Linked DNA regions of Homo sapiens: regions 2, 3, 4 and 5 are each linked to region 1. Evidence: chromatin loops called from intact Hi-C (ENCODE). Cell type or tissue: dorsolateral prefrontal cortex. All regions are shown on one strand.

Region 1 (5,000 bases):
AGTTTTCTTTGGGTTTATAATAAACTCACAGAGTATAAATTCTAAGGTCCAGAAGGGCATGGGATGAAAAGTAGGGCTCTCTTCTGCTCTCTCCTATCTCTCAGGCCCCAGATCCCCACTTTAGAGGGGACCATTGAAAGTGTGTGTGTGGGCCGGGCCCGGTGGCTCATGCCTGTAATCCCAGCACTTTGGGAGGCCCAGGTGGGCGGATCACGAGGTCAGGAGATAGAGACCATCTTGGCTAACACAGTGAAACCCCGTCTCTACTAAAAATACAAAAAATTAGCTGGGCGTGGTGGCAGGCGCCTGTAGTCCCAGCTACTCGGGAGGCTGAGGCAGGAGAATGGCGTGAACCCGGGAGGCGGAGCTTGCAGTGAGCCGAGATGGCACCACTGCACTCCAGCCTGGGCAACAGAGCAAGACTCTGTCTCAAAAAAAAAAAAAAAGAAAGTGTGTGTGTGTTCTTTTTTCTTCTCATTCTAGTGACAGCTTGTTTTGCCTTGTTTTTCACTTATTAATATATCTGATGATTGTTCCATATCAATACGCAAAGAGCTTCCTCATTTTTTATGCTTGAATATGATTTCATTGGATCGATATATGACAATATATTGAGCTAGTACTCCATGGATGGACATTAATTATTTCAAGTCTTTTGCCAAAATAACCACACTGCTATGAACAACTGTGTCATCTTTTACTTTGCATATGTGAGAATATATTTGTAAGGTAAGTTTTTTGACATGGACTTAATGGGTCAAAAGATAGGGGCATTTTACATTTTGATCACATGGCCAAATTTCTCTTCACAGATATTTTTATTTTATTTTATTTTGAGATGGAGTCTCACTCTGTCGCCCAGGCTAGAGTGCAGTGGTGCAAACTCAGCTCACTGTAACCTCCACCTCCCAGGCTCAAGCGATTCTCCTGGCTCAGCCTCCCGAGTAGGTGGGATTACAGGTGCTGCGCCACCTCCGCACGGCTAATTTTTGTATTTTTAGTAGAGACGGGGTTTCACCATGTTGACCAGGCTGGTCTCGAACTCCTGACCTCAAGTGATCTGCCTGCCTCAGCCTCCCAAAGTGCTGGGATTACAGATGTGAGCCACCCTGCCCAGCCCTTCACAGAGATTTTCAATTTTTATGTGCAAAATTGTCTGCTTATAAAGTGGCTAGCCCTGTATTCTATCAAACTTTTTGTTAGAAAAAATACATTGAGTGATTTTAGAAAATACTTATGAAATACTAAGTTAAAAAAGCAAGACTCAAAATTTTATGTACAGTAAGAACTTACTCTTGCAAATATATAGTTGAAAGAGAGTATGCCAAAATATTCACAGCGATTATCTTAAATGTATTATGTCTTAAATATATTAAATAATTTCATTATTTCATAATTGCTATAATATTGTTTAATTTTGTTAGTGTCTTAGTATGTTTTCTGTTGCTTATAACAGAGTATCTGACATCGGGTAGTTTATAAAGGAAAAGAATTTATTTCTCACAGTTATGAAGGCTGAAAAGTCCAAGGTTGAGGGGCCGCATTTGTGCCAGCCTTCTTGCTGGTAGGGACTCTGTGGCATGGGGTGTAACATGGCAAGGAGGTTGATCATGCTAGTTCAGGCCTCTCTTCCTCTTCTTCTTCTTTTTTTTTTTTTTTCTGAGATGGTGTCTCACTCTGTCTCGCCCAGGCTGGAGTGCAGTAGCACTCTCGGCTCACTGCAGCCTATGCCTCCTGGGTTCAAGCGATTCTCCTGTCTCACCCTCCCAAGTAGCTGGGACTACAGGCGTGTGCCGCCACACCCGGCTAATTTTGTATTTTTAATAGAGATGGGGTTACATCATGTTGGCCTGCCTGGTCTTGAACTCTTGACCTCAGGTGATCCACCTGCCTTGTCCTCCCAAAGTGCTGGGATTACAGGCATGAGCCACTGTGCCCAGCCATCTCTTCCTCTTCTTATAAAGCATAAAGCCACCAGTTTCATCTCCTGATAACCCATTAATCTACTAACCCATTAATCCATGAATGGGACTAGTGGCCCTCGTGACCCAATCACCTCTTAAAGATCCTACCTCTCTCAATACTGTCTCATTTCAGATTAAGTTTCAACAAGAATTCTTGGAGGGGGCAACATTCAAACCACAGAAGTTAGTAAAATATCCTAAATATGTCCCTTGGATATAGCACACACTTTGTTTGTTTTTTTACTCACAATACCTGCCCCAGAGATGAGCTGTTTGAGGAATGAAGAATATTTTCCAGCAGCGTGGATGACCATTTGCAATTAAAAACTTTGTCACCAGATGGCGGAAGAGGGTTAAAATTCAGGGAGCTTAGAGTCTGAGTCGCGAAAATCAAGCACAATGTACTGTGAGAGCTTGTGAAACGTTCTAATAACTTAAAATTATACATGTATTAAAAATTAAAATGTGACAATTAGAATTGTATCTAAACTATTTTTCCAGAATATTTAAAACTTCCAGGAAAAACCTTAGTGGTGTCTTCAGCTCTCCCGCTTCTATGTCCCCAGTTTGTGCCATTTCTTACCCCCTGCAGTTAAGCCTAGCTTCCTAGTGCCTACCACGTCCTCTGCTGCCCCTTGATGGTTCTGCCAGGCTTCTCTGCCTTCCTTCTAATCTCACTGCTTTCAAAGGATATGAGCAAGTACGTAAATGGATGCATCCCTTGGAGATGCTTGGTGGCTGGAGGCCACCTCTCCATCTTTGCAGTTGTGGATGACTTTATTGGTGGGAGTTCATCTGAGTGGGGCTGGCTGCAGTTTTATGGAGCAGAACTTGTTCCAGGTGCTTCACATAATTCTAGCAATTGCCCTTTCACTGTGTCTGGGTGTAGCTAGAACCTGCTCCAGGGGTGAGTGCTTGCTTCTCCAGGCTGGGCTGGTGCCAGTCTTGGCAACCTTGACCTTTATCCTCCCCACTTTGAGCACCTATTCCTCTGCCCAGGATGGATCTGCCCCAGGAAGGATGTCTGTCTTTGCATCTATTTAGAAGGGCAGAGCTCTAACCTTGAGCTCTTCATCCCTTAAATAAACTGTGATCTTGGGCAAGCCATTCAACCCCTCTGGGCCTCAGGTTGGGCTTCGGGCCTGTCGCACCAGGCAGTACTTTGTCATAAGCCCTGCATTACTATTAAAAGTCATGGCAAAAACCGCAATTACTTTTGTACCAATCTACTACAATGCAGAGAGGGGTCTGACCTGCCCTGGGGTTTTATTTGTGAGGGTGGAAGAGTGGAGGGAGAAGAAGGAATCTTGGGCCCCTCTTGCTGGGGTGGAATGGGCAGGGAAGGGTCTTGCCTTTTGAGAATGGAAAGGGAGTCAGAGAGCGGCTGAGCTCCTGGAAGCCCTGTTAGGACACCACCAAGTGACTAGAGTCAAGGGGAAACAGCAGAGATGACCTCTCCATGACATTTTAGACTAAAACGTGACCCCATTCATTAAAAACACCTGCAACAACAAAAAGTAAAATAAAAAATGAACCGTCCCCCAGGGCCTGATCTGCAGCAGGTGCCGGTGGGGCCCGCCGTGAAGCCAAGGCGTCTGCGGGAGTTGTCGGCCCCAGGCCTTCTGTAGCTTAAACCGGGTCCTCGCGACCATCTGATCAGATCCCGTCTATCACCCCGCAGAGCCTGGATTTCGTGCTGTCCAGGGGGCCTTGTGGGCAGGAACCCAAGCCAGGACCAGTTATTTCCAATACCCAAAGACTTCCAGAAGGAGGCAGCTAGCTTCGGGCTGATATATTGATCGTGGCCCGACGCTGTGGGGCTTTAAATGGGCCTGGGTCCGGGTGCGGGCTGCAGCCCCTGGCCGGGTGAGCGCCGAGGGTCCCGCCCAGGTCTCGCGCAGGGAGCGCAGAGCGCCGACGGCGGCCGTCGCAATCGGGAGTGGTTTAGGACCCGGGGGCGGCTTCCCTGCGCGAGTGTGGAACGCAGAAGTTGAGTCTGCGGAGCCGCGGGCAGTGGCAGTCAGGCCTCCCCGCTCTGTGCTACCTGCGGCCCGGCTCTCCTCCGCGCCCCCACTCGCGCTGCGATGACGCGCTCACTGTTCAAGGGAAACTTTTGGGTAAGTCGTGGGGCCGACAGCGGATCGCGGGGCTCAGGACCCGGCCCGGGCGGGAGGCCAACGCGGCGGGCGTGGGGGGCTCCCCAGCTCCGGCGCCACTCGGTGACCGCGCGCCCGGGGGCTTGGCGGAGCTCGCGCGTGAAGGGATCGGGGCCCCAGCCCCACTGCTCGAGGGGCAGACTTGGAGCGGACGCCGGGCTGCTGTTCCCTCTCTGTCCCCCGCTACCCACCGCGTGCCCGCGAGTCCCGGGGGCTCGGACTCCAGGGCCCACCCTCTGCCGCCCGCGCCCCCAGCAGCGCGTGCTCCTGAGGACGCAGAGAGCCGAGACACCTTAGAGTCAGGACATCAACCCCTCCTCTCACAGGCGAAGCAGAGACCCTTAGGGAGGCGAGACCCGTCCGGGGAGAGTCTCTGCCGGTCCCTGGAGCTGAGCCGTGAGAGGATCTGGGGGGATCTGGTGTGGGGGCTTGTGAGCTTTACCGGGTTGACAGCAGCAGCTGCCCCCCGGGATCGTCCTTTCCAGGAAACGTACAGCATAGAGGGCTTCCCTTTGCTGGAGCTTTCCCTGTTCTACAGCCTTGTTTCCCGAGCCCCCTCCCCAGGCCATTGCCCCAGCCCTTCCGTCCAGGCCCCATAGCGGGGCTGATGGTGTGGGAGACCCTATAAGCTGGAGGGGGTACCCCACCCAGCCCGGTAGGGCCAGCCCAGCCTGGAGGGAGCAGGTCTGCCTGTCCCCCTCCTCTGTCTAGTCCTCTTCCCTCTGTCCTCTCACTCCCCAGGTGCCCCTCAAGGTCCATGCCCCCTCATTCAGAGGAGCTGTCCTCATCCCTTTAAGACAGGAGCAGGAGGCTGCAAACCTCAAAGTTGACCGCAGCTGCCAAGGGGCCCTGACTCCTTACTGGGGCTCCTGCTTGCCTC
Region 2 (5,000 bases), 380 kb after region 1:
TTCTGTAGATGTCTGTTAGGCCCATTTGGTCAGGTGTCGAGATTGAGTCCTGAATGTCTTTGTTCGTTTTCTGCCTTGATGGTATGTCTAATACTTTCAGTGGGATGTTGAAGTCTCCCACTATTATTGTGCAGTTATCTAAATCTCTTCATAGGTCTCTAAAAACTTGCTTTATGAATCTAGGTGCCCTTGTGTTGGGGGCATGTCTATTTAGGATAGTTAGGTCTTCTTGGTTAATTGAACCCCTTTACTATCATGTAATGTTCTTTGTCTTTTTAAAATTATTTTTGGTTTTAAGACTATTTTATCTGAAATTAGAATAGCAACCTCTGCTTTTTTCTATTTTCTGTTTGCTTGGTAGATTTTTCTCCATCCCTTTACTTTGAGCCTATGAATGCCATTGCATGTGAGATGGGTCTCTTGAAGACAGCATATACTTTGGTCTTACTTCTTTATCTAGCTTGCTACTCTATGCCTTTTAATTGGGGCATTTAGCCTATTTACATTCAAGATTGATATTTATATGTGTGGATTTGATCCTGGCATTCTGTTGTTAGCTGGTTATTATGCAGACTTGATTGTGTGGTTGCTTTATGGTGTCAATGGTCTCAGTACCTAAATGTGTTTTTGCAGTTGCCAGTGATGGCCTTTCCACATTCAGCATTCCCTTAAGGATCTCTTGTAAGGCAGGTCTGGTGGTAATGAATTCCAAGAGCATTTGCCTGTCTAAAAAGGGTCTTATTTTTCCTTTGCTTATGAAGTTTAGTTAGACTGCCTGTAAAATTCTTGATTGGAATTTATTTTCTTTAAGAATGCTGAATACAGGCTCCCCAATTGCTTCTGGCTTGTAGAGCTTCTGCTGAAAGATCCACTATTAGCCTAGTGGGATTCCGTTTGTAGGTGACCTGCTCCTTCTTTCTAGCTGCCTTTAACATTTTGTTTTTCATTTTGGCCTTGAAGAATCTGATGACTATGTATCTTGGGGGTGGTCATCTTGTATAGTATCTTGCAAGGGTTCTCTGCATTTCCTGAATTTGAACATTGGCCTGTCTAGTGAGGTTGGGGAAATTTTCATGGATGATATCCTTAAATGTTTTCCAAGTTGCTTGTGATCTGTGCTTGCTCGCTCTCATGTGCGTGCTCTCTCTCTTTCTTTCTCTCTTTCAGGGATGCCAGGGAGTTGTAGATTTGGTCTCTTTACATAATCCCATATTTCTCGGAGGTTTTGTTTATTCTTCTTTATTGTTTTTTCTTTATTTTTGTCTATTTTGTAGAACTGGGCTTCAAACTCTCAGATTCTTTCCTCAGCTTGGTTGATTCTGCTGTTAATATTCGTGATTGTATTATGAAATTCTTGAAGTGAGTTTTTCAGGTCTATCAGATCAGTTTGGTTCTTCCTCAAAATGCCATTTCATATGTTATCTCCTGTATTGTTTTATTATATTCCTTAGATTCCTTGGATTGGGTTTCAACTTTCTCCTGGATGTCAATGATAATGTTCTCTGTTCCTGTCGGTAATCTGAATTCTTTTTCTGTCATTTCAGCCCCAGGTAGGGACCATTGCTGGGGAACTTGTGTGGTCATTTGGAGGTAAGAAAACATTCTGGCATTTTGAGTTGCCAGAGTTCTTGTGCTGATTCCTTCTTATCTGTGTGGGATGATGTTCCCTCAACCTCTGAAGTTGCTGTCCTTTCGATGCATGTTTTTTTCTTTGCTTTTCTCTTCTTTGCTGCCCTTGGGGGTTTCATTGCAGTATAAGGTAGGTTCAGTTGACTGGGTTCATTTCTGGAAGATTTTAGGGGCCACGGCTCAGCTCAGCACTCCTGGTGGACTCTAAGTCTGGGGAGTTGGTACCAGGACCCCAGCTTTGTTATCTGGCCCCGTGAGATTGGGAACCTGCTGCATCAGAGGGTCCAAGGTGTTCCTGGTCCATTAGCCACAACCCTCTGATGGGTGGTGCCAGACAAAGTGCTTCTTTGGGGCGGTGGCAGCAGGATCTGTGCTCACTCACGTGTTCTGGCACCTGTGGCAGCGCCGCAGGGTGCTTATGCCTTGGTGGGGTTGGGGTACCAGCAGAAGTCGAGCTGCTGCATTCCTGTGTGCACTTGTACCTGTGGCAGGGTGCAGGTGGGAGCAGGGTTGCCAGTGTCCATGCTTACACTTGCACCAGTGGTGGCAGTGGCAGGGTGCTGGCAGTCACTGGGCTGCTGACCTTCATGGGCACATTCACCTGTTACCTCATTTAACCATTAAAAGAACTACAGTAACAGGCTAATAAATTAGTTCCTTGTTAGGATGTGAAATTTGGGCTCAGAGGCATTAAATAAATTTCCAGGCCCCACAATAAGTGCGTTTCTTAGAAGCTGTGCACTCTCCTGAGATCCAATGTCCCTTTGAGAATCAGTGAGGTGGGGGACAGGCCTAAGCCTGGAAAACTAGATGCCTAGAATAGAATGCAAAAGCCTGGAATGCAAAAGGAGGGCAACGAGCAAATGGAGCATTCCGTGGCTTTTGGAGGGTCTCTGGCGCCCTCTGCTGACAGTGTGAAAGTTTCATAAGCCAAGGAGTGTGCAGCGTGCCCAAGTCCGTTGATCATACAGAAGGATGTGTGAGCATGCAAAAGGGCACAGAAGGTGGGCAGTGCAGATGAAGGGAAGGGACAAAGGTACAGAAAGAGCCATCTTCGTCCTAGGTACATGTAAGTTTCTGTCCCCTATCTCTTTGCAGACAACTGGGTTCACTGTCTCTTAATTTCAAGGAAAAGCATGCTTTTCAAACTTCGATATGCACAGGAATCACCAGGGATCCTGGGCGGGGCGGGGCGGGGGGAGGGGTGCAGTCTGGGCTCCAGCCCCAGTGTTTCTGACTATTAGGTCTGAAGGGGCCTTAGGGATCTGCGCTTTTTAACTACATCCAAGTGAGTCTGATTCAGGTGGTTCTTGGACCACACTTTCAAAAAGCAAAACAAAACAACAACACACACCTTAATATTTAAGTTTAAAAAAATGGACAGTTCAGAAACAAACTAAAATTGTGGCTTCTACATTCAGTTGCTAAAAAACACCCCAGAGGAATTCATAGGTTACTGTGTTATTTCTGCTCTGACCTGGTTGAAGATAAAAGCTACAAGTCTACAAAACACACACACCCCAACCATCCTGTTAGCCGAACTCTCCAAGATGAAATTAAAACAATCCAATAGCATTCAAGTCAGTAAGTCTACTCTTGCAAAAGAATGATTCCAAAACTCGAGGTGTTTGGAAGTGTACTCGTAGAGATGTTAATATGTGGACACACACACACACACACACACACACACACACGCCCTTCTCTGATAAAAGAAGGATAAGTGATTCATTAAAAGCACACTGGCATTAAAGTCTTTGAGAAGCCAATGCTAATGAAAGATGTTAAACTTTATTTGGCTTAATGTACCTGGATCTCATTGGATCATGTGACTTTTTCTTATTTAAAATTTTTTCTTTTGGATATGTATTTAAGATCCATGACTGATGAGTTATGGAAATACTACCTTAAAGCAAGAGGAATGTGAACTAAAGATTTTTCTGGATTCTGAAAAACAATCCCATATGCAAAAAAGAATAGTCTTTTCAATAAATAGTGCTGGGGCAACTGAATATCCACTTGCAGAAGATTGGGGACTCTACTACCATATACAAAAAATAACTCAAAGTGGATCAAAGACCTAAATATAAGAGCTAAAGCTATGAAACTTTCAGAAGAAGAGTTTTGTCTCCTCCCTAGCCTGAGCCCTTAACACTCAGACAGTTTCCATCTCTCCATGGAAGCCCATCCAGCACCCTTTTATTCTCCTCGGATAACAGTCTCAGAACCAGGAGTTCAAATAGTAAGTGAATCAAGCAGCACGGATATCCTGTGCTCAGTAATATGTTTGGTCTCCAAAGTATGTTGTGTTCAAGTAATTATAAGATGAGGTCTTTGACTTTAGAGTTTCCCATCTTGCTGAGCAAATAAGACCCTCCACCCAGGTGGCAGGTGATACCAGATAACATAAAATTGAATGTTGAATTATATGGTCAATATTAAATTTATGTAAAAACTAGAGTTTTCTTAAAGAATGCAGAAGCTTCTAAGACATTCATGAGGGAGGTAAATTGAAGTTTTTGGGGTGTGAAAGGCACAAACCATTTATACGTCCCTCAAGTTATGCCAAATCATATTTCCATTCTTTTCCCCCAGTGTCAACAGTAAGTGGGGTTCCCATGAGCTCCTCTCTGAGCCATTTGGGCGACTGCTGTGATGGTAAGGAGGGAGGGTGGGCATGGGCCACAGAAGCCATGGAGCCAGCTGCAGGTCTGCTGCTGCTCTTGACAGATGGTAGCCACCTGCCTCAATCCCCACCCCCGCAACCCCAGTCCCCGTCAGGGCCTTTCTAGGATAAGGCCTTACAGTGACTGGATTTGCAAGCTGCACACTGACCCATGGCCACTCATGCAATCATGTCCTGGGCTTCTACGTGAATTCTACTCAAATTCCTGTGCTGAGACCCCCTCTGTCTACCCACCTCCTTCAGTTCTTCAGATAGCCAGGAGAATTGGCCTTCTTAAGTCATTTGCGATGCAGGTAAAAATGCAGATACCCCATCACTTACTGAATCCCAATATCTTAGGGTTCAGGGGAGGTGCTAGAATCTGCATTTTGGTTAAACATTATCTTGCTTAGTACCCACCTCCTGGAATTAATTCCAGGCTTACAGGGATGCTGAAGTAGGGGTCCATCTGTCAGTAAATATGTATCCACGTGCCAGGCCTGGAATGGGGGCCATGAAAATACATAATCTGGCCCCTCAGAGGTTATAATGTGTTGGGGAAGATGAGTTATTCACAGGTTGTGGTGTGATGTGTTGGGCAGGAAGCCAAGTCATGGGGGTGCTCCCCACTCACACGCTCATGATTGGGTGAAATCCGGCTAAACATTGATTCAAAGAGCACCCAGGGGAGTATGCAGGGATGGGGAAA
Region 3 (5,000 bases), 110 kb after region 1:
TTGAATTGTCTGGCTGTTGGCCTCACTTTCTGAAATTAATCCAACGACAGATAACTTCGTGATGGAAAATGTAGGTCTCCTTAGTAGTTAGCCCTCTGCCAGGTGACTTCGTTTCCACCTCCCCTTATATATTGTTCTTCCTTCCTCTCTAAATTCTCTAAATCTCTGCTTATACAGAGCAATCTGGCTCTCTCTGGCCTCTCCAGTCATCATACATCATACTCACATTCACCATCTTGAGAAGTGCAGTAAGCCACATAAATGCAGCAGAAGTACCTTATGCAGTCCTAGGAGGCTGTGGTTTTGAGTTGCTTTTTTTTTTTTTTTGGAGACGGAGCCTTGCTCTGTCACCCAGGCTGGAGTGCAGTGGCACGATCTTGGCTCACTGCAGCCTCCACCTCCTGGGTTCAAGCAATTCTCCTGCCTTGGCCTCCCAAGTAGCTGGGACAAGTAGCTGGGACTACAGGCGCACGCTGCCAGGCCTGGCTAATTTTTTGTATTTTAGTAGAGATGGGGTTTTACTGTGTTGCCCAGGCTGGTCTCGAACTCCTGAACTCAGGCAATCCGCCTGCCTCGGTCTCCCAAAATGCTAGGATTATAGGTGTGAACCACTGTGCCAGGCTGAGGTGCTTTTTAAAGAACCTTCATTTCTTTCCTCCTTCTCCTCTTTCTCCCATCCTCCCTGATTAACCTCTTTTTTGTGTGGAACTCACCCCTGCCCTGGTGTCATCCCTTCATTCAGTCTTTCCAATGTATGCCTCTTTTACCAGTTAGGCGATGATACACGTATCACAATGTATCTATGCATTGTGTCTGCTTCCCAACTAAACTGTAAAACATGCAAATTGAGAGTAGGGTCAGTTGTGTTTTGCTGACCAAGTAGTGGGTAGCACATAGAGAACTTTAAATGTCATAAATGACTTAAACTGGGAGAGGTCAGAGAGCAAGGGTATTCCAGACTGGGAGAAATATCAGCAAAAGTTATGGATAGTAATGGTGGTATAAAGATTTTGTTTATATTGGCCAACTCTTTGCAGGTGATAACTTTATATACATGCACACACACACACACACACACACACACACACACACACCAGGACATACAAAGTACATGTATATTCTGAGTAGCTTAATAATTTTTGTTGTTGAGGATTTGGGAACAAAATACACGAAATTGTATTATATACTCAATTAAAATATCATCACAAACAAGCAAACTGCATCTCTGAAGTCTTTTCCATTTTTCATGCCATATTGCTGGATTTTTTATTCTAGGGTATGCTACAGGTGGGTGGATGGTCTTTTTCCTCCCTCCCATACACTCCATTTCCTTTTCTTCTTTTTCTTTTCTTTTCTTTTTTTTGAGATGGGAGTTTCGCTCTTGTTGCCCAGGCTGGAGGGCAATGGTGCGATCTCGGCTCACTGCAACCTCCGCCTCCCAGGTTCAATTCTCCTGCCTCAGCCTCCCGAGTAGCTGGAATTACAGGCGTCCACCACCATGCCCGGCGACTTTTTTGTATTTTTAGTAGAGTTGGGGTTTCACCATGTTGCCCAGGCTGGTCTTGAACTCCTGACCTCAGGTGATCCACCCGCCTCGGCCTCCCAGAGTGCTGGGATTACAGGCGTGAGCCACTGCGCCTGGCCCACTCCATTTCAACGATCTTACCCCACCGCCAGACAAAACTCATACTCATTTGTGTGATTCACGAAATATTTATTTAGTATCTACTATGTGCTACTACGTGCAGTGTTCTAAAGACCCTTGGATACATCAGGCAACAAAATTAAGAACCCTGCCTTTGAGGATCTTACATTCTGGGAGGATTGACAGACACTAACAATAAGGATACAAGCAAATCACAGAAATCCTAGAGCTGGGAAGGGAAGATGTGGACAAGTTTTTCACATCTGGAAATTTCAAATGAAGCACACTGTAAAATGTATACTAAGAATACTTTTACGGATCTTATTTATCTTGTTACCTGTTTGCCTGTCCTTTTAGGAGCACATGTCTTTTTTCCAGTCTGGGAATTTGTACAGTAATGATAATTAATAACTACCATGTACCGACATGCCTGCCGCTACCAGGCACCTTTCTGGGAGAGCCCATTAAATTCTCATGACATCCGAAAAGGCAGGTGTGATCATTCCCCTTTACAAAAGAGGACGCCGAAGTGCACACCCCGATGGGCGTCAGGGTTTCTTCCTTGCGCGCAGTGCGGATTTAGGCTAACCGACTGGATCTGGTTTATCTGAAGATGAAAAAAAAGAATGGCAAACCCACTTTCCGGATTTCTTCAAGCCGACGCGGGTGAGGTGTGCGAGCGCGCCCGGGATCCGCACTGAGTGAGGTTCCGCAGAGCCGGGAGACGGAGGAGGTGGGTCAGCCTGGGTCGCTGCCCTTGTCCAGCGCAACCCAAGACACCTGCGCGCCGGGTGGAGCCAGGGCTAGGGGTGGGGCCTGGGCTCCGGGAAGGGGGCGGGCCTGCCTTCCTCCAGTGCAAATGCGTCCTGGAGTGGTTTGTCCTACGTTGCGGCCCGTAGAGGCGCCGACTCACCGCCTCTTCTCCGGGAGTGGCGGAGATTCGATCATGTGACAGTCCGGAGGCCAGAACCGGGCAGGTTGCTTGAAGCGCAGGGGTTTGACAAAAACAAACGGTGACGGCGCCGCGGAAGGGTCTATGGCCGAGGCGGTGAAGCCCCAGCGCCGGGCCAAGGCCAAGGCCAGCCGGACTAAAACAAAGGTGAGGATCTCCCCCACCCTCCCGAGGCTCTGGCAGTGTGCTGTGTCTCCTTGCTCCTCTCTTCGGCCTCCCCAGCCAATTCTACTCCCGTTCCCTGAGCCCTCTGCATCTTCCGCCTCCACCTTCCAATATTTGATCCCACCACCCGTTGACACCGGCCCTTCTCCTCCATTCCTTCTCCATATCCCCCTGCCACACTCTGTCAGGACCCCATTTTTCCTTCTCCCTCCTGTGACTTCACTGGCCTCTTCCTTTTCTGCTCTCTTGGCTTTCCTCACCTGGGTCTGGTTTCCTGCCGTGAAATAATTTTTCTCTTTCCAGCCCCATCGTTGACTCTCTCTTTACTCTTTTATATCCTAGAACATTTTTAGTCCCTGCCATGCATAAAGAGGGAATGTTCCCCTCCTCCACGCGGAGAAGGTACCTTTGGCAGAACTTTATAAGTAGACTAGTGCTGTGCCATTTCTGATCACTTTGAAAGTTCAAGATGATAGTAGTGCTGCCTCTGTTTATTTCTTATTGTCTTGATTGTTTATAAGGGGCATGAATGGCTAGAAATTAACCCAGGGCGGGACTCACACAGTAGGGAAGTGTTTGAATTTTCTGAGTTTCCTGTATTAGACTACATGTGGTATTAGAGTGATTTTAAGTTGATTTGTTTATAAGTGCAGTCTGGATTTTCATTTTATTATAGTACATATATACACATATATACATATGTACACATATATACATATATACGTACATATATACATATGTGTGTGTGTATATATATGTATATGTATTTTTTTTTTTTTTTTTGAGACAGAGTCTTGCTCTGTCGCCCAGGCCGGAGTGCAGTGGCGCGATCTCGGCTCACTGCAAGCTCCGCCTCCCAGGTTCACGCCATTCTCCTGCCTCAGCCTCCCTCCCGAGTAGCTGGGACTACAGGCGCCTGCCACCACGCCCGGCTAATTTTTTGTATTTTTAGTAGAGACGGGGTTTCACCGTGTTAGCCAGGATGGTCTCGATCTCCTGACCTCGTGATCCGCCCGCCTCGGCCTCCCAAAGTGCTGAGATTACAGGCGTGAGCCACCGCGCCCAGCCTATGTTTTGTTTTGTTTTTGTTTTTGTTTTGATATGGAGTCTCGCTCTGTCGTCCAGGCTGGAGTGCAATCTCGGCGGAGTGCAATCTCGGCTCACCGCAACCTCCGCCTCCCGGGTTCAAGCGACTCTCCTGCCTCAGCCTCCCGAGTAACTGGGATTACAGGCATGCGCCACCACACACGGCTAATTTTGTATTTTTAGTAGAGACGGGGTTTCTCCTTGTTGGTCAGGCTGGCCTCAAACTCCTGACCTCAGGTGATCCGCCCATCTTGGCCTCCCAAAGTGCCCGGATTACAGGCGTGAGCCACCGCGCCCACCCTATTTATATATATTTTCTAAGATGAACAGATTAAATGCTGCTCCCGCATGGCCAGACCTCATAATTTTGGCTTACCTGAAACAGAGTTTACATTTGGGAAATAAGGAGGATGGTATTACAAGTACAGGACATTTTTTTCCCCAGAAGTGGGTGATGTTCCAAAGCAGGTGTAATTTAAGCATGATACTGTAATCCGATTTTCTCATGGGAACAAGGTTTTAACAGGAGGGTAGTGTTCATAGGTACCATACTTAGTAGACTGTAGATGACTTATGTGGATTTCTTTCATTATGATGCTCTTTTTTTTTCTTTCCAACTTTTATTTTAGGTTTAGAGGGTACAAGTGGAGGTTTACTACATGGGCAAATGCACACCTTGGTGGTTTAGTGTGCAGATTATTTTGTCACCCAGGTAATGAGTATAGTGCTTGACAGGTGGTTTTTTTATCCTTCCCTTCTTCCCACCTTCTGCCCTCAAGTAGGCCCTGGTGTCTATTATTCCCTTCTTTGTGTCCATGTGTACTTAATGTTTAGCTCCCACTTATAAGTGAGAACGTGGTATTTGATTTTCTGTTTCTGCATTAATTTGCTTAGGATAATTACCTCTAACTGCATCCATGTTGCTGCAGGGGACACGATTTTGTTCTTTTTTATGGCTGCATAGTATTCCATGCTGAGTATTTACCACGTTTTCTTGATATGACTTTTTAAACGGCTGTAGTGGAGTTAGACACATTGGTGTATCCAGGTCTGTGAGGAGTTATTCTGGTGAGAAAGTCATTTTGGTACCAAATTTCAGGAATTTTATTTATTTATTTTGAGACAGAGTTTCGCTTTTGTTGCCCAGGCTGG
Region 4 (5,000 bases), 97 kb after region 1:
AAGAAGAGAGGAGGAGGAGGAGGAGGAATAATACAGTATATCTGTGGTATTAAAATTTCATGGGAGTTTTTGAATTCAGAAGGCATGTTAAAAAAAAAAGAAAGAAATAAAAAAAGAAAAGTTTCATAGGCTGACAGGAAAAAAAAGTCTAAAAAGGATATTAAGGGAGTGATAATGAAAAAAAAATTGAAGGCCGGGTGAGGTGGCTCGTGCCTGTAATCCCAGCAGTTTGGGAGGCCAAGGCAGGCAGATCCACTTGAGATCAGGAGTTCAAGACCAGCCTGGCCAAAACATGGTGAAACCCCGTCTCTACTAAAAATACAAAAATTAGCCATGCCCAGTGGCATGTGCCTGTAATCCCAACTACTCGGGGAGGCAGGAGAATCACTTGAACCTGAGAGACAGAGGTTGTAGTGAGATGTGATCGTACCACTGCGCCCCAGCCTGGGAGACAGCGCAAGACTCCGTTTAAAAAAAAAAAGAAAAAAAGAAAAAAAATTGAGAAACACTGGTTTAAGATGATGTTATGTGGAAACCATAATGTTACATTACACACTGTATAAGCTCCTGGATTGTGGTGCTGGCTGAGGCAAGGCTAGCAGGAAAGGCAAATCCATTCTTGAACTCAATCCCAGTAGACAGAAATGCTTCCAGGGTAGAATGGGTTTGATGGGATCAATTTGCCACCAAGTGGATGGTTGGTTTCCTTGAGGACTGGTAACATATTTAGAGCTCAGCCTCAGTCTCTAGGCTAATGGATCAGGTATTCAGTGGTAGTTGCTACATCGGGGTTGGTGAGCAGGGAAGTCCCCTTAGCTGCATTCCTGCCACCATGGCTACTCTGTTAATGGGCCCATTGAGGAAGCACCAGAGTGGCCAAGGACAGAGGCTTGCTTACTGCACTGGATGAGTCATCCCTGCCACCTGGTTGCTCTGCACCTGCTTTGTGATGGATATTCTCTCATAGGCCTTGGTATGAGACACAAAGAGTTGCACATTTTGTTGCCTAATTCCAGAGGCCACTTGCCTGCTTCTTCTCTAGGCCTCTTTGTCTTCAGTCTTCTATTTATTTTTATTTTATTTGTTTTAGATTCAGAGTGTCCCTGTGTCGCTCAGGCTGGAGTGCAGTGGTGTGGTCTCGGCTCACTGCAGCCTCTGTCTCCTGGGTTCAAGCGATTCTCCTGCCTCAGCTTCCTGAGCAGCTGGGATTACAGGTGCCCACCACCATGCCTGGCTAATTTTTGTATTTTTAGTAGAGACAGGGTTTTACCATGTTGGCCAGGGTGGTCTCGAGCTCCTGACCTATCTTCCTGCCTCAGCCTCCCAAAGTGCTGGGATTACAGGCGTGAGCCACCATGCCCAGCCTGTCTTCAGTCTTCTATTTCCTCCCTTGCCAATCAGTCAGGTCACGTGCCACAGCCCAGGAATCTATGTATATTATTTACTGTGGGCTATGTCTCCCTTCACAGCAAGCTGATGAGCAGCTGGACTGCTTGACTCCTGTGCTTTGAGCGTATTCCTCTTCGCTGCTGTTTTCCACAGTCCCTCCTGAGTGGACTGTCATGTGGCAGCAGTCCACACGGGTACAGAGCAACAATTAACATATAGAGCTGACCTATTCTTGACCAGGCCTGAGTTTTTCTCCATCAACTGGGTTGAAGAATGCCTTCTCTGAGGCCATAGGTATGAGGTGAGGGAGAGGCACAGATACAACAGAGAAGGGTAATTGATGAGTCTGCATCACCTTTTGGGGCAACATACTTGTGCTCCCTGGATTTGCTTAGGCCTGATCCAGAATGTACCGTTTCTACGCAGTGCAGTCATATGCACCTGCAGTCCCAGCTACTTGTGAGGCTGAGGTGGGAGGATCCCTTGAGCCCAGGAGTTTGAGACCAGCCTGGGCAACATAGTGAGATGCCGTCTCTATAAACAACAACAACAAAGAAACCAGAATGTACCATTTCCACTGCAGGAAGGATTACTGATGTGCCCTCCTGACCCGTGACTCAGGGGATCTGAAGAAAGATAAAGTAATTTGGAAGTAACATCATTTCTTTTTATATTCACGTTATCTTTATAATTTTGCAAAATGCATCTCTTTAAATGATGCCATAAGGGCTTTCTGGCTTTCCCACTATTCCCTAAGTGACCCAAGCTTGTGATTTTCTGCAGTGTGTCAACAGCAGTTGATAAAAACCAACCTACTTGATAGTCCTTAGAATTACCTTTGCCCCATATCTTTCAAGTGTTAGTAATGTTGCATGAGCTCTTCCACCTGTTTCACCCAAATTCACCACGAGTGAGGCCTCAGTAACTGTGATTCTGCAGCATAGTTTTTTTTTTTTTTTTTTTTTTGGTCTGCCTGTGCCTCTTTAATCATGACATCACATCAAGACTGAACCACAAGGGTTTGGCATTCTAATGGCTTGCATTACATATGAACATAATTGAAATGCAATGTGGTAATAGAGGCATTTACAAAGACCTGTGAGGTTCAAGGGAGAAATAATTATTTCTCATGAATGGGTGAAAGAGAATGAAGCATTTCAATATTGGTAACTGGTATCACAGGGGTTTGTTGTACAGATTATTTCATCACCCAGGTACTAAGCTTAGTATCCAATAGTTATTTTTTGAGACAGAGTCTTGTTCTGTTGCCTAGGCTGGGGTGCAGTGGCATGATCTCGGTTCACCGAACCTCCACCTCACAGGCTCAAGTGATCCTCCCACCTCAGCATCCTGAGTAGCTGGGACTATAGGCATGTGCCACTACTCCTGGCTAATTTTTGTGTTTTTTTAGAGACGGGGTTTCGTCATGTTGCCCAGGCTGGTCTTGGACTTCTGGGCTTAAACAATCCTCCAGCCCTCAACCTCCCAAAGTGCTGGGATTACAGGTGTGAGCCACCGCGCATGGCCCCAATAGTTATCTTTTCTGATCCTCTCCCTTCTTCCACCCTCCACCCTCAAACAGATCCCAGTGTCTGTTCTCCTCTTTGTGTCCATGTATTCTCATCACTAAGCTCCCACTTATAAGGGAGAACATGTGGTATTTGGATTTCTGTTCCTGCATTAGTTTGCTAAAGATAATGGCCTCCAGCTCCATCCATGTTCCCAGAAGGGACATGATCTCGTTCTTTTTTATGGTGCAGCACAGATGTTATCACCATTTCATTTCACCCTGACTGAGACCGCCTTTGCAAAAATATTAACTGAGAAGATTATGACAGTGAAAGATATCAGACCTAACTGACCCTATCTTGCTTCTAACCTCTAAACTGTCCTTGTTCATTCCTGGGCATAGGCCAAACTAGCTTTGGGAAGGAATTTAGTGATAGTTTATATAACAGCCCTTCCCAAAAGGCTAAATTGTTCTCATAAAACAAATAAAAGGGCACTAGCCACCAAGTCAAGATGAGAGGGGCTAGAATTCTTTTTGGCGTGATCTGAGCTCACTGCAACCTCCACCTCTGGGGTTCAAGCGATTCTCCTGCCTTAGCCTCCCGAGTAGCTGGGATTACAGGCACCTGCCACCATGCCCGGCTAATTTTTGTATTTTTAGTAGAGATGGGGTTTCACCATATTGGCCAGGCTGGTCTCGAACTCCTGACCTCAGGTGATCCACCTGCCTCAGCCTCCCAAAGTGCTGAGATTACAGGCGTGAGCCACCGCGCCCAGCCCTGGCTTATATTTTTGTTGTCTGTCTTTTAGTATAGTTTTGTTTTAGGTTGAAGGGACAGCTATTGCCAGAAATTTCCATTTAAGTGCCAAATACATTTAAATTTCATGGCCTTAAATATCTGGTTCTCATCTGTAATCCCAACACTTTGGGAGGCTAAGGCGGGTGGATCACCTGAGGTCAGGAGTTCAAGACCAGCCGACCAACGTGATGAAACCCTGTCTCTATTAAAAATACAAAATTAGGGCTGGGCGCGGTAGCTCACGCCTGTAATCCCAGCACTTTGGGAGGCCGAGGCGGGTGGATCATGAGGTCAGGAGATAAAGACCATCCTGGCTAACGCAGTGAAACCCCGTCTCCATTAAAAAAAAAAAAAAAAAATTAGCCGGGTGTGGTAGCAGGTGCCTGTAGTCCCAGCTACTCAGAAGGCTGAGGCAGGAGAATGGCGTGAACCCGGGAGGCGGAGCTTGCAGTGAGCCGAGATGGCACCACTGCACTCCAGCCTGGGTGACAGAGCGAGACTCCCCCTCAAAAAAAAAAAAAAAAAAAAAAAAAAAAAAAAAAAAATTAGCCGGGCGTGGTGGCACATGCCTGTAATCCCAGCTACTTAGGAGGCTGAGACAGGAGAATCGCTTGAACCCGGGAAGCGGGGAGGTTGCAGTGAGCCGAGATCGTGCCATTGCACGAGATTGCCTGGCCAACAAGAGTGAAAATCCATCTCAAAAATAAAATAAAGTAAAATAAAATAAAATAAAATAAAATTTTGGAGGAGTCAAAATTTATATGCAGATTTCAACTGTGTGGAGGATTAGTGACCCTAACTCCTGCAGTGTTGAAGGGTCAACTGTACTTGTATGACTCATTTAATGTTTGGAGATTATAAGAGGAAAAAAAGGACAAAGTTTATATGCTTTGCTGCCTATGGAAGCAAAAGTCTGTTAATGGAAAAGAGCCCACCTATGGAAGACAGTTTGTTAGAAAAACATAGGTTGTACATTTTTGGTACGTACTTGCTCTGGGAGCTAATTGTCTCAAGAAACTGAAATAATGTAGAAGCAACCTGATTCTTTCGCAATTTTAAAAAATGCATTTAGTAATGAAGAATGATGAAATAACGCCTTGTGCTGTTATGATGTACAGAAAGTAACTATCTGTATCATGAATGACTTCTCGGAAATCATATGTAAGAGGTTTCACCAAGCAGGCATTGCCACCAGATGGCAACAGAGACTCTGGAATGGAATTTTGGAAGGAGATTTAAGAAAGGTCAACCCAGCGTACCTTCTAGAGTTCAGCAGCTTTCACTGAACCTTGCTTTTACTCT
Region 5 (5,000 bases), 160 kb after region 1:
CTGTTAAAGAATTTGCTTTTGGGTTTCAGAGCCTCTCAAAGAATTCAGCATTCTCGAATGTCCTTTTGAAATCTGAATTTTCAAAAGATTGATAAAGTTTGACAGTCACATAGTGACATTTTCTTTTTTTCTTTTTCTTTTTTTTTTTTTTGAGACAGAGTCTTGCCCTGTCGCCCGGGCTGGAATTTTACAATGGCACAATCTCAGCTCACTGCAACCTCCACCTTCCGGGTTCAAGCAATTCTCATGCCTCAGCCTCCCGAGTAGCTGGGATTACAGGAGTGCACCACCACACCCAGCTAATTTTTCTATTTTTAGTAGAGACAAGGTTTTGCCGTGTTGGCCAGGCTGGTCTTGAACTCTTGACCTGAAGTGATCCACCTGCTTTGGCCTCCCAAAGTGCTGGGATTACAGGTGTGAGCCACTGTCCCCGGCTTTACTTTTGGTTTTCATATCTTTCTATTCCCTTGCACTATAACGTTGTATTCGCCAAGGAATTTCAGAAATGAAAATGAGGTTAGACTAGATGACTCTTAAGACCCATACCCATTTTGGGGTCTGTGAAGTGTTTTGACAGAATAAAAAGCTGCCCTACATGTCTTGCTACCAAGGAGGTTAAAATGTTAACTAGTGGATTGGAGAAGTGAGTTTTATGTGACTTTTAAAAAATATATTATTGAATTGAAAACAGAATGTTTGGTGTTTCAGTTGGATCACTTAGAAAGAGTTAACCGTTTGCATTTATGTTCATTTTGTGGCTACTCAAAGCCCTTTCTTTTTTGTAGAAAGCCCAGACCCAGCTGAAGCTCCCCATCGTGCCATCCCTCCAGAGGCTGCTGATTTATCGCTGGGCCCACCAGGCTCTGGTCACACCTTCTGATCACCCCCTCCTGCCACTCATTTGGCAGAAGTTCTTCCTTCTGTATCTTCACCGTCCGGGACCACAGTATGGGTATGCTGCCCAGTATTGTAGGTTTCTGTGAGTCCATTTCTGCCTTTGCACTGCTCTCATTCTATGTGTTCTTAGACTGTGGAGTGTGAGTTGGAATCATTCTTTGGTGATCTCTGGTGAGGACTCTTTCTCTGTCTCTATGTTTGACATTTATTAGACTGGATCTTTATTGAGTTGCTGGTGTCTTGTGGCAGCTTCTCTTTACCATCTTCCATGACCAGTGTAGTAAAGACAACACCCTGGGATTGGGCAAGGTTTCACACAGAACTTCTGGAGATGCAAAGGGAGAGCAACTGCCTTAAACTGAGGCTGCCTGTGTGACCGTCATGGGGCTTGTAGGAGGGGACCTTGTGATGAGTGGTGCGCGTGTGAACAAAGGCCAGGCTTTGTCTGTCACCTGTAGGTTGTACTTGGGAATATTCAGCATTTTCATGGGATTCATATGAAGATACTCCACCCAGCCAGAGCCATCCACTATTACGAACCATTGCTCTCTAGCTCCTGCCTCAATTCCTCATTCCCTTAACTTACTCATTTGAAATATATAGATACTGGCTGGGCATGGTGGCTCACACCTGTAATCCCAGCACTTTGGGAGGCCAAGGAGGGAGGATCACTTGAGGTCAAGAGTTCGAGACAAGCCTGGCCAACATGGTGAAACTCTGTCTCTACTAAAAATAGAAAACTTGGCCCAGCACGGCCAGGCGCGGTGGCTCACGCCTGTAATCCCAGCACTTTGGGAGGCCGAGGCGGGTGGATCATGAGATCAGGAGATCAAGACCATCCTGGCTAACATGGTGAAACCCCGTCTCTACTAAAAAAAAAAATACAAAAAAATTAGCCAGGCGTGGTGGCGGGTGCCTGCAGTCCCAGCTACTTAGGAGGCTGAGGCAGGAGAATGGTGTGAACCCAGGAGGCGGAGCTTGCAGTGAGCTGTGATCACGCCAGTGCACTCCAGCCTGGGTGACAGAGCAAGAGTCTGTCTAAAAAAAAAAAAAAACAACCCAGCGCAGTGGCGCATGCTTGTAATCCCAGCTACTTGGGAGGCTGAGGCAGGAGAGTCAGGAGAGTCGCCAGGAGGTGGAGGTTGCAGTGAGCAGTGATTATGCCACTGCACTCCAGCCTGGGTGACAGAGCGAGACTCTGTCTCAAAAAAAAAATGTATATATATATATATATGTGTGTGTGTGTGTGTGTGTGTGTGTGTGTGTATAGATAGATAGATAGATAGATAGATTCTTAGTCGCTTCTGTTTTAGTTTTTGCCAGATTGCAAGTTCTTCAAGAATAGAAACCATCTTTATGCTGTACCTCTAAGTAGTGATGTCTTAAATTTGTGTAGCATTTCACACTTTTTAAAACTACTTTCATATACACCATCTTGTTGGACCATCAAAATAATCTTTGAGGTAGAAATAATAGGTGTTAATTTAATGGTGTATATCCACAATCACAGTAAATTGCCTTGCTAATTAACTGCTATTTTATGCCATACAGAAAGTACATCTTGTGTTGAAAGGTTATAGATCTGTGCTTGTGTTTTTTAAGGTTACCCATAGATGGTTGTATTGGAAGAAGGTTTTTTCAAAGTCCTGCTCATATCAATTTGTTGAAAGAAATGAAGAGACGTTTGACCGAGGTGGCTGACTTCCACCATGCTGCAAGCAAGGCCCTCCGTGTTCCAGCAGAGGGCAGTGAAGGGCTGCCAGAGAGCCACTCTGGCACCCCTGGTTACCTGACTTCACCAGAACTGCACAAGGAGCTGGTGAGGTGAGTATGGTTATTTAGCCACCTACATTGTTGTTTGCAGCACAGGTACTATGCTGGAGCAGTTAACTGTGTTACAAACTGCTAGATGTTATTCTCTTAACACGGTTAGATTGAATATGGAAGGTGGCTTTGATATAGATTTGCATCTTGAAATGTTTCTCTTTTATGTTCCTCAAGAGAACTGAATCAACAGTTTGGATGTACTTGTGTCGAGTGCCTGTAGTCTGAGCGATAAATCCTCTTCTACTTCTTTACGTAAAAATAGAAATAAGCCAAATTTTATCATAGCAGGTAAACAACTATTAAAGCCTGCTAGACAGCCTGGGCAACATAGTGAGACCCTATCTCTACAAAAAATAAAAAAAAAATTAGCCAAGCCTGGTGGCGTGCACCTGTGGTCCCAGCTACTTGGGAGGCTGAGGTGGGAGGATCCCTTAAGCCCAGGAGGTCAAGGCTGCAATGAGCCATAATCATGCCACTGTACTCCAGCCTGGGCAACAGAGTGAGACTCTGTTACAAAAAAACCTTGCTAGAATAGTTCTTTTTTTAAGAAGGAGTGTCTCACTATGTTGCCCAGGCTGGAATGCAGTGGCTATTCATAGGCACGATTATAGTGAGACGATCATAGTGCACCTCAGCCCCAAACTCCTGGGCTCACGTGATCCTCCTGAGCAGTTGAGACTACAGGTGTGTGCCACCACACGTAGCTTAGAATAGCTCTTCAAAAGAAACAAATGACCAGGGCAGGGCTCTTTAAGTGTGGTTCATAGATCCTTCACGGGATTCAGGGATCCACCTGAGATGAGGGGTCTAGTAATCTCCCAAAAATATGTGCCCTATAAAATCAGGGTACAATATTTGCCTCCTCTAAAAGGTTAAGAACTCTGAAGTAGGTTTGGATTCCTTTCACACTATTCCTTCCCCTTTCATTTATAAGTTTGATATAAATCAAATACTAGTCTTACAAATAAGACTTAATAAAAATGGCTCTTAAGAATTAATCCTCAATACACAATAGCTAGGTGAGGTCCCCATTTCATCTAGCACTGAGGCCTTAGGTTTATTTGCCCTCAACCTTTTACGACTCTCTGTCAGCCTCCAGAATGATTTCTTCCCTTATGTTGCTTGTTGAAGGAGAACTTATTTTTAACCAGCCTTAACCAGTGGACGGCTTTCTCTGTGAATATTTTAGATAAGCCAAGAGAGTCTTTGATATTCCTTTCTGCCTCTGTTATATCCCCCTCCTGGTATGTGTTCATAAAGTGGCCATCTATTTCACTGAGCCAGAAGCTGGAGGAGAGAACTACTTAGCAACCTCTTCCCTGTAAGAACCCCAAAGCCCTGTCCTTGTCTGTCTTCCTGGACTGGCTGTTGCAGAGGTAAAGGAGGTAATTTTCCACTTTATTGAGTAAAGTCAGGCCAGACCATCTCCCAGTCCCCTACCCAGTAATTTGTGTATTTGCCGACTATTTTTCTAGCACTGCTGGTAAAAACAAAAGCAAAATAAAAATGAAGGAAGTATTGTATTTTTAAAAGGTTTTTACTGGAAAATTGGAATTTTTTTTTTTTTTTGAGGCAGAGTCTTGCTCTGTCACCCAGGCTGAAGTGCAGTGGCACAATCTTGGCTCACTGCAACCTCTGCCTTCCGGGTTCAAGTGATTCTCCTGCCTCAGCCTCCTGAGTAGCTGGGATTACAGGTGTGCACCACCACACCCGGCTCATTTTTGTATTTTTAGTAGAGACAAGCTTTCACCATGTTGGTCAGGCTTATCTCGAACTCCTGACCTTGTGATCCGCCCGCCTTGGCCTTCCAAAGTACTGGAATTATAGGCATGAGCCACTGCGCCCAGCCAGAACTTTTATTTTTTTAAGTCTGATTTGATTTTATTCCTTCTTGATGAGAGGGGCGTACACACATGCTGTGATATTTATTTGCGATTCTCTGAGGTGGGAGATGGTTCTTGAGCCTAAAGCTGGAAAATTCCTACAATGCATAAGTTTAAAATAGCTCTTAATATTTTCTCTGAAAATGTTTTTATTTGAATGTATTATTTTTGCTTTTCTAAGCAAAAATAACTGACTGAATTGCCTAGGAAAGAAAAGCTCCAGATTCAGATCCCAGGTCTGTGGTAAAAATCATCTTTTCCAGTTATTTTTTTCTGTGTACTGTATTTAAATCTACTTTAAGAATTGTTGTCAGAGCCCCTTCTTCATACCTTTTGTTTTAGCAATTATCGCATCATATTTGAATAATCTGTGACGTGCCTCCCCTGCTGGAC

Evidence for each region. Peaks named below come from ENCODE experiments on the same cell type or tissue, not always from the same donor. Only the 100,000 strongest peaks of a DNase experiment are listed, where the experiment ranks them.
Region 2: it touches region 1 in a loop (9-fold over the local background); 41 of 110 quality-filtered maps call a loop at or near these places.
Region 3: a loop joins it to region 1, with 3 times the contacts of the local background. A loop is called at or near these places in 73 of 110 quality-filtered maps.
Region 4: it touches region 1 in a loop (5-fold over the local background); 75 of 110 quality-filtered maps call a loop at or near these places.
Region 5: it touches region 1 in a loop (3.0-fold over the local background); 31 of 110 quality-filtered maps call a loop at or near these places.

What each region holds. Positions count from the first base shown.
Region 1 is chr18:46,071,237-46,076,236 of GRCh38, reverse strand. It overlaps PSTPIP2 (proline-serine-threonine phosphatase interacting protein 2), which reads left to right and starts at 3,977. Exons shown (of 15, transcript NM_024430.4): 1 at 3,977-4,081. The coding sequence starts at 4,049. RefSeq lists silencers at 3,682-3,841, 3,972-4,021, 4,062-4,441 and an enhancer at 3,571-4,072. In dorsolateral prefrontal cortex, a CTCF peak has its summit at 2,318 (motif pointing right); a DNase peak (open chromatin) is centred at 3,946; H3K4me3 peaks cover 1,419 bases; H3K27me3 peaks cover 1,448 bases.
Region 2 is chr18:45,688,985-45,693,984 of GRCh38, reverse strand. It overlaps LOC105372093 (a long non-coding RNA gene), which reads left to right. Exons shown (of 10, transcript XR_935423.3): 7 at 1,545-1,590. Among named protein-coding and RNA genes, the nearest start is that of SLC14A1, 33 kb to the left of the region's middle. In dorsolateral prefrontal cortex, CTCF peaks have their summits at 2,337 and 2,536 (motif pointing left); a DNase peak (open chromatin) is centred at 2,534; H3K27me3 peaks cover 426 bases.
Region 3 is chr18:45,964,921-45,969,920 of GRCh38, reverse strand. EPG5 (ectopic P-granules 5 autophagy tethering factor) reads left to right here and starts at 2,592. Exons shown (of 44, transcript NM_020964.3): 1 at 2,592-2,744. The coding sequence starts at 2,682. RefSeq lists an enhancer at 2,332-2,833. In dorsolateral prefrontal cortex, CTCF peaks have their summits at 2,336 and 2,539; a DNase peak (open chromatin) is centred at 2,540; H3K4me3 peaks cover 2,465 bases; H3K27ac peaks cover 1,203 bases.
Region 4 is chr18:45,974,162-45,979,161 of GRCh38, reverse strand. No RefSeq gene overlaps it. Among named protein-coding and RNA genes, the nearest start is that of EPG5, 9.3 kb to the right of the region's middle. RefSeq lists an enhancer at 1,256-1,827. In dorsolateral prefrontal cortex, CTCF peaks have their summits at 4,693 and 4,895 (motif pointing right); a DNase peak (open chromatin) is centred at 4,885; H3K4me3 peaks cover 282 bases.
Region 5 is chr18:45,908,242-45,913,241 of GRCh38, reverse strand. It overlaps EPG5 (ectopic P-granules 5 autophagy tethering factor), which reads left to right. Exons shown (of 44, transcript NM_020964.3): 22 at 786-952; 23 at 2,500-2,721. Among named protein-coding and RNA genes, the nearest start is that of EPG5, 57 kb to the left of the region's middle. In dorsolateral prefrontal cortex, a CTCF peak has its summit at 2,633 (motif pointing right); a DNase peak (open chromatin) is centred at 2,641.